Linked DNA regions of Homo sapiens: region 2 is linked to region 1. Evidence: read pairs that join two places in POLR2A ChIA-PET (ENCODE). Cell type or tissue: HepG2. All regions are shown on one strand. Links, peaks and the distances in the headings refer to the core of each region. The heading gives the core; the rest is flanking DNA.

Region 1 (4,389 bases), core at 284-4,283:
GTAGCTGGGACTATAGGTGTGCGCCACCATGCCCAGCTAATTTTTGTACTTTTAGTAGAGACAGGGTTTCACCATGTTGGCCAGGATGGTCTCGATCTCTTGACCTTGTGATCCGCCCGCCTCAGCCTCCTAAAGTGCTGGGACTGCAGGCTTGAGCCACGGTGCCTGGCCTGTTACACAGTTCTTTCTTACTGCATGCCAGACTGTGCTAAGCATCTTACAAGCATTTAATTTTATAGCAACTCTATGACAGAAAGTATCATTATCCCATAGTACAAAAGAGGCAGCTGAAACTCAGCAAGGTTAGGGAGCTTGGAGCCAGATGGAGCCTGTGCTATTAGGCTATAAAGCAGGGGAGTGAATTAGTATTATGCCTGGCATGTAGTATGGATTTACTGAAAAGTACCCATTCCCTTTTCTGACCTTCTTTTTCCCCTGCCCCCAGCTTCATAATAAGGCATTTCTTAAGGAAGGGCAAGAAAGTAAGCAAGTCCCTGGAAAACATAGTACAAGGCTGTCTAAAACATACACCAGATGCATTTTACCCATGCTTAAGCAACATCCTGTTTTGGATATTCAGCTGGATACAAACCTTCAGAATCTTTTCAGTGATGTTGGGTTGACTCTCTTGATTCTACCACCACATTCTACTCTTTGGTATCTAACTTCACAGCAAGAGTAAAAATAATTATTTTGGGGTATGAATTTTTTAAAACTCTTACCTCCTCAGCAGCTATATCCTACTGGCAGGGCGGTGTTACTACTTCACACAGGGCCAGGGCTAGGGACTGGAATTGTGACACAAACTCTCTTCAACCCATGGAAGTCTGTGCTTCCATGGAGGTCTCTGGAAAGCTGCGGAACAGTCCAGCTGCATCACTGCTTGGTGGCCGGGCATGCTGGGTCCTCCCCAGGCCTCCTGCTGTGTCTGTATTATCAAACTTGCTGAGGCTCAGCTACACAGCAAGGTTCCCAGAGAGTGGCAGTCTCTATCTTACTGTGAGGGGACAGGAAGGAAGGGAAAGTGAGATCACTTCCTGGCAGGCCTGCCAAAGGCCTAGGGGCTGGGTCACACTCCAGGTCTGCCCATGCCAGGCTGGGCACCTCTGGACAAGGCTCTTCCCCTCAAACCTCGGGAGTCTCAAGTGTGGAATGAAGGGGGAAACTGGGTATCTCTGTGGTGGTTCTGAAACATGTCTGCAAATTATCTGACATTCCTCCTCTCGGGAGGTAGAGTTTAATTTCAATTTCCCCGAACGAGCTGGCCTTAATGACCTCTAACAAATAGAATGCAACAAAAATGATTTTGTGTCACCTCCAAGATGAGGCTATAAAGGGTTATACAGCTTTCACCTAGCTCTCTCTGGGGAAACCTGCCTCTAGAGCATTGAGCTGCATATGGGAAATCTGAGGTGGCCGTGCTGTGAGGAAGCCCAAACAGGCCCTATGAAGTAACCACAGGGGAGAGGTCCTGAGACGGCCAGGAAAGAGCAGCAGCCGGCCAGCCTTCAGCGGTGCTGGCCCCAAGCTGCTCCAGTTCCAGCCACCATCTAACTGCAACTGCATAAAAGATCCAAGCCAGAACTGCCCAGCCAAGCTGTTCCCAAATTCCTGACCCACAGAAACCATGAGATATAAGAAACTATTGCTGTTGTTTTAAACCACTGAGTAACAGGGGTGATGGATTATGCAGAAGTGGATAACTGAAGCAATCTCTAATGTTACTTCTAGCTCTGGGGTAAGGGAGGTAAGAGTCTTCTAGCTCTGAAGGAAGGGCAGGAAAGCAAGGAAGTCCTTGGAAAACTGCCCCTCCTTTCACAGTAGGATGGAGACTGCCACTCTCTGAGAACCTTGCTGTGTAGCTGAGCCTCGGCAAATTTAGATCATACATCCGCAGCAGGAGGCCCGGGGAGGACCCAGCATGCCCAGCCACCAAGCAGTGATCCAGATGGACTGTTCTGCTGCTTTCCAGAGACCTTCATGGAAGCACAGACTTTCATGGGTTGAAGACAGTTTGTGTCAATTCTAGTTCCTCTAATTCTATAAAATGCATCTCCAAAATACACCGTGGAGAATGAAAAGAAGCAAGATATTATCTCTATAGTATTCATCCATTCCTTCAGAAAAATTTCACTGATCCCTCAGTGTATACTAGGCTTGGGACTAGATACCACAGATACAAAAACAGTAAGATACCATTGTGCCCCTGAGGGAAGTCCATGGTCTAGTTAGGGAGCTCAGTTCATAAGCCCGTAATTCTTAACCAGTGGTAGTAGGGGGGCAAAAATCACAATTAACAGAATCACTAGAGGATAGTTTCTCATAGTAATTCTAATAAAGCCAGGTGGGGGGATCTGGTGGGGGATTATTATTATTCTAATAATGCCGGGTGGGGGGACCTGGTGGGGAATTATTATTATTCTAATAATGCTGGGTGGAGCGACTGAGGGTGTGCTCTCTAGCTAATGATCACTGTCCTCATCAGCTGCTGTTACTGATGGTTGGGTATCACAGCCCACACACATGATGAGAGAGAGGAGTTTAGAAACCACTTCTGCATATACATCTAAGTATGCGAGGCAGAGGGCACAGCATGCAAGAGGCAAGGGGAGCCTGCTGCCCAGAAAGACTAATAAGAGGCCATGGGGCTGGGGAGCAGTGAATGGGAGAGGAGGTGAGTGGAATGACAGTCACTGGGGACTTTCAGGGTCTTGAGGGGCAAAGAGCAGACTTTAAATTTTGCTCTGACTTTGATTTTACCCTTAATATGTGAATGCTTCCCTTCCAAGACAATATTCAGAGGCTTCTCACTAGTGTAGGGTGAGTGAAGCCCTTCAGACAGTAAGGGAGTCTCTTCACACACTGCTCAGACACTGCACTGTGTGTCCACGGCCACTGCCAGCAGTGGCTGGGGCTCTGCCGTCTTCAGCTGCAGGAGGGATGTCCTTCCATCCTTCCTGCCTCCTGAGAGAAGTAGGGTTCCGAACCCAGAACTTGCTACATAGGTAAATACCGGTTGAACAACAGCCTCCCTTGGAACCTGGAAGAGCAACATGTTTGCAAGCCAGGGACCATCACTACTTGAGCAGAGTGTAGATGTCATCCGTACCTCTGGCCCACATTAACATCATTTACTCAAGGTTCCTAAGCCCTTGGTTGTTCAGTATTCCAGCCCTCCCCCCACACCTCCAGTCTTCATGGGAATGCCAGCCCCCTGTAAACAGTCCTGTGTAATTCCTGGCAGCCTGGGGCGTAGGCCCTTTAGCCTGAGTCCCTCTTCCTCTTCCCTGACCCACCAGAAGAGATGAAGTTTCCTTGCCTGCCACCTGCAGCACCTTGACTTCTTCCTAATAATGACTCAGTCGAAATTCATTCAACAGTCATTCGACAAATACACACAGAAATGTCCCGTGAGCCAGGCATGATGCTGATACATTTGTTCATTATCTGCCATTCCAACTGATTCCAAGAGGGTAGGTACCCTGCCTTTCTTGTTTGTCACTGTATCTTTGAAATATAGCACAGCTCCTGACATATAGATTTTAATCACTCAGTGACTAAATAACCATCTGATTCCTGGCTCCTGACCAAATAAATAATAACAATGATAAGAGTAAAACAAAACAAAAATGTGTTTAAAATTAATTTATTTAATATTTAATAAAATAAAAAATTGGCTACCACTTATGGGGTGAATATACTATGTTCAAACATGTTGACATGTTTGGGGTGCTGGGCATGCATTTTCGTGGTTGTACTTGGGGCATCCACAGGACAGTTGTACTTTTACAGCACCAGGGGCACCAGGCGCAGTGGTTCACACCTGTAATCCCAGCACTTTGGGAGGCCAAGGCTGGCGGATCACGAGGTCAGGAGTTCGAGACCAGCTTTACCAACATGGTAAAACCCCATCTCTACTAAAAATACAAAAATTAGCCGGGCATGGTGGTGCACGCCTGTGATCCCAGCTACTCAGGAGGCTGAGACAGAAGAATTGCTTGAACCCAGGAGGCGGAGGTTGCAGTGAGCCAAGATCATGCCACTGCACCCCTGCCTGGGCAACACAGCGAAACTCCATCTCAAAAAAATAAATAAATAAATAAAAGTACTTGGGGCATCCCAAAGGACAGCTGTACATTTATAGTTATAATTGTGAACTTCAGCAATATTTGATACTGTATCCCAGTTCATGCCTAAGCAGAAACACTAGAGGCCTGGTGTGCTCTCTCAAGATTCTGGCATCTGAGAGGCTGGTGGCCAAGGGAGCACAGTGGCCCACAACACTTTGGGTTCTCTCTAGACCAGTGTTCTTAAACTTTAAGGGTCACAGACACATTTGAGAGTTTGAGGGAAGCTACAGATACTTTGCCCAGAAAAGTATATATTCTC
Region 2 (4,389 bases), core at 123-4,122, 180 kb after region 1:
TTCTAGATATTATTTTGATAAATTTTTTTGAGGAAAAGAAGCAAATATGAAAGAAAAGAGGAAGATGGGAAGTAAAGAGAAAGAAGGATGGAGGGAAGAAGTAAAAGAAGGGAAAGCCCAGGCCTTTGGAGTCAGGGTGCCCTGTCAAGTCATATCCTCCCTTTGTTTTTGTTTTTTTGAGATGGAGTCACCCAGGCTGGAATGCAGTGGCGGGATCTTGGCTCACTGCAACCTCCGCCTCCCAGGTTCAAGCAATTCTCCTGCCTCAGCCTCCCGAATAGCTGGGATTACAGGCGTGCACCACCATGCCTGGCTAATTTTTGTATTTTTAGTAGAGATGGGGTTTCTCCATGTTAGCCAGGCTCATCTTGAACCCCTGACCTCAGGTGATCCGCCCGCCTCAGCCTCCCAAAGTGCTGGGATTACAGGTGTGAGCCACTGCGCCCGGCCATATTGTCTCTTCAAATCTTGACTTGCCTCATCTGTTAAATGAAAACGGCCTCTCCTGGCTGTCGTTAACATGAGATGAGGCTGTGAACTCAGTGTACAGAACCCAATAGGAGAAGTCTGGCAGAGCGTTCTGGAGAGAGAGTCAGGGATGGCTTAGGAGGTGTGCACTGTACCTGGGTCAAAGAAGATGATGGCTTTGAGGTAGGCATACTCATTGTCATCGATCTGCAGCTCCTGGAAGGGCAGCACCAGCTCGTCAAGGATGCGTATGGACACCCGGCTCATCTCCGCCAGCTCCGGGCAGTGCCGAGGGACAATGTAGTCATTGCCTGGAAGGGTTGGGAGGGAGGGAGGATGGGAAGTCACCTTGGGTTGACCCCTCTCCTCTAGTTTTGGCTTTTAAGTTGGCAAGATAGCTGGTGCCTGTGGGAGGAGGACCTGCAGGGATGGTGACTCCCATTTCACAGGTAAGGAAGCTGAGGCCCAGATTCAGAAGATAAGCTGCCTTGAGTCATCCGGCTGAGCTTGGAACTTGGCTTTCTAGGACCTCTTTCACATGACCCAAGCTCCATTTACCAACATGACTCACAAGATCGATGACATTCAAAGGTCACCTGATAGGCACCAAAGCATCAAGGTTAAAGGACCAGATTCTGGAACTGCACTGCCCTGCTTAAATGGCTCTGCCCCTGATAGCTGGTTATAGTTGGATAAGTTACTTAACCTCTCTGTGCCTCAGTTTTCTTATCTATAAGATGAGGATAAATAATCGAGCTTCCCTCATAGCATTGTTATATTAAAATAGGTAGTGTTTGCAAAGCAGTGAGCACAGTCCCTGGCACACAGTGTGTGCTGTACAAGCGTTTAAAATAATAACTATGCCATGAAGGCACAGGTGACGCGGGCTGGGGCTTTGTGCCATTCTTAACCACCTCTTGCTCCTACTCCAGAAAGAACATCAGAATGCACAGGTAGGCCAGGCGCGGTGGCTCACACCTGTAATCCCAGCACTTTGGGAGACTGAGGCGGGTGGATTATTTGAGGCCAGGAGTTTGAGACCAGCCTGGTCAACATGGTGAAACCCTGTCTCTACTAAAAATACAAAAATTAGCTGGGTGTGGTGGTGCACGCCTGTGGTCCCAGCAACTCTGGAGGGTGAGGCAGGAGAATTGCTTGAACGTGGCGGGTGGAGGCTGAAGTGAGCCGAGATCACATCATTGCACTCCAGCCTGAGTGACAGAGCAAGACTCTGTCAAAAGAAAAAAGGATGCACAGGTAATTCCAGGGATAACCCTGATCGTGCTCTGACTTCAATGCTGGGAATTTGGTGACTTGCATCCACATTTCCTTGCATCTGAGTGGGGTACCCAGTTGAAAACTGAGTCCTGGAGCCCTCTAATGCAAGCCTGAGGACAGGGCCACTCCTGACTAGTCTCCCTCACCCTTGCATGCCACCATGTGAATCTCCTTGCCTGGGTGAGTGCCATGCTAGGCATACCCTCCCTGGAGCCCTGGCCAGGGCAGGCAGCCGCCTCACCTAGGAGCAGCACGTCCTTGAACACCATGGATCTCTTGGTGGCTCCGAGCAGCAGGTGCTCGCCAGCATGGGCTCTGAGCAGGGCCACCTGAAAGAGAGAAGGAACAGTGTTTGCCATCTGTACCCTTGGGAAGGCTGCCCGTAGCCAACTCAGTGACGCTGGGCAAGTCAGCTTAATGCTCCCCTCTGCCTCTACCTGCCTGAACTGTGAAATGGGCATCATAAAACTACTACCCATAAAACTAGAAACCTGGAAGGGGAAAGAACATGTGCTCAGAGCTGAGAGACCTCGCGCTGACTCTGTCCTTGAACTGCTGTGTCCTTGGGCAAGAAACTGCTTCGTGCTGGGCCTCTTCTGTGTGCCTGATGAAACTGTAAGCAACATTCTGTGTGCTTTTTTTTTCTTTTTTGAGATTCTCAAAAAGGTCTATGATCCCAAAAAGTTCCAAAACTGTGGGTCCCAAATTCCCACCCATGGACCAGCTATGGAGAATTATGAAGGGTGCTTTGTAAAAATACAGATTCTATTTTTTTTTTTTTTTTTGAGACAGAGTCTCACTCTGTCACCCAGGCTGGAGTGCAGTGGCATGATCTCGGCTCACTGCAGCTTCCGCCTCCCAGGTTCAAGTGATTCTCGTGCCTCAGCCTCCAGAGTAGCTGAGACTACAGGCGTGCACCACCATGCCTGGCTAATTTTATTTTTAGTAGAGACGGGGTTTCACCATATTGCCAGGCTGATCTCGAACTCCTGACCTCAGGTGATCAGCCCAACTCAGCCTCCCAAAGTGCTGAGATTACAGGTGTGAACCACTGCGCCCGGCCTGAAAATACAGATTCTTAGGCCCTGAGATTCTGATCCTGATTTTGTATGTTTAGGGTGGGCCCAGGGATCTGTGTTTAAAAAGCTCCATAGTTGACTCTGAAGTGCAATTCTGTTTGGGAAATCATTGGTCTGGCAGATCCCTCCAGGGATCGACATTGCAGGACTCCAGGATTCTGAGAGGGCATTACAAGAACTTGGATGTGGATGTTAGGTCTCAGGGCTGGTCCTTCTCAGAGCAAATGTATGAGCACTGGCCCCTGGCAGAGAATCAGCTTGATGAAACCATTCTCTGCAGGGGGTACAAGGCAAGACTTCTAAGACTGGAGTCATAGGTAGGGGCCCAGCAAGCTCACAGAAGGACATAGCCAGCCCACTGAGAGCCATCTGCTTTAGTGCTTGCCTGAGGACCAAAGGATGGCTTGAAACAAAACAGCACCAGGCTGGTAGCCTCAAGGATCTCATCTTCTCATCTTCAAGGTTGGGTTAGGGAGTTTGGAGGTTCCATAGCAAGCCAAACTAGAAGGTTAAAATCCTTTGTTTGTTCATTAATTTGATTGTTCATTCTTTCAGTTATCAAATCCTAAATGCCTACTAAATGCCAGACACTTTTTAAGACAATGGAGGCACAATGTTTAAAAACGAGAGACAAGGTCTCTAATCTCATCGAACTAACATTTATAGGAGAGAGGATGAACAGATAGTAGAGAACAAATAAGTACAGAGGACACAGGGTGATCACAGCATAAAGGAAAGAAGGAAGGAGAAAAGGTGGGAGGAAGGGAAGGAGGGAGGGAGGGGAGTGGAAAGGATGGTGAGAGCAATGGGGCAAGAATGGCTACGTTAGATGGGGAGGTCAGAGAAGGCCTCTAAGGAGGTGAAATTGTTGTTAGAGGAAAGAAGGCATTTGTCTGAAGATATTTGGCACAAAATAAGCCTTCAATAAATATTTGAATGAAGGAAGGAAAGGGGAAATGAATGAATGAATGAGCAAACATCTTGACTTCCTCTCTAGCTCTAGCTGCTCCTGGGCAGCCACTTGTCCTTGCCCCTTCTATTCCCCATGGATAGAAACCTGTGAGGAAAACAGAAAAAGAGGAAACTGCCTGGGAGGGAAAATCCACTTTCCATGACCAGTATGGAGGGAGGCCGAGGATGCTGATTGCCAAGCGCCTCCTGCGCACTGGGCACTGTGCAAGTCTTTCATCAGTCACTCCAGTGGCCTTCACATCGCGAAGCGGAAGACCTGGATTTGAATCCCAGTTCTGTCGCTAACTTGCTCTGTGACTTCAGGCAAATTTCTGTCTCTCTCTAAGCCCCAATCTCTTTCTGCAATTGTATCCAGGCCCAAGAAGCACACCAACTGGGAATCTAGTTTCTGGGGCAATGTCAACAAAATTGGGAAGCCCTTTGGAGGACAATGCCCCCGACTTTCCCAGGGATGCCCCACCTGCATTGGGCAAGCTGGGCTCCTCATATACCAGGAATGGGGAGCTGGGAACCCTTCTGATCCCAGGTTCAACCCCCTGATATGGCAGCTGTTCTGGGGGGTGGGCCGGGAGGTCGGGGTGGTGTGTTAATG

What was found. Peaks named below come from ENCODE experiments on the same cell type or tissue, not always from the same donor. Only the 100,000 strongest peaks of a DNase experiment are listed, where the experiment ranks them.
Region 2: POLR2A ChIA-PET joins it to region 1 with 6 read pairs; 3 of 35 experiments call an interaction of 5 or more read pairs at or near these places.

What each region holds. Positions count from the first base shown.
Region 1 is chr20:44,595,224-44,599,612 of GRCh38, reverse strand. The region is part of intron 2 of PKIG (cAMP-dependent protein kinase inhibitor gamma); the gene reads right to left. Among named protein-coding and RNA genes, the nearest start is that of PKIG, 15 kb to the right of the region's middle. RefSeq lists an enhancer at 1,288-2,035. In HepG2, for the core only: no CTCF peak of the experiment used is centred there; no DNase peak of the experiment used is centred there.
Region 2 is chr20:44,416,111-44,420,499 of GRCh38, reverse strand. It overlaps HNF4A (hepatocyte nuclear factor 4 alpha), which reads right to left. Exons shown (of 10, transcript NM_175914.5): 6 at 1,988-2,075; 7 at 624-779. Among named protein-coding and RNA genes, the nearest start is that of MIR3646, 10 kb to the right of the region's middle. In HepG2, for the core only: no CTCF peak of the experiment used is centred there; DNase peaks (open chromatin) are centred at 1,039 and 2,299.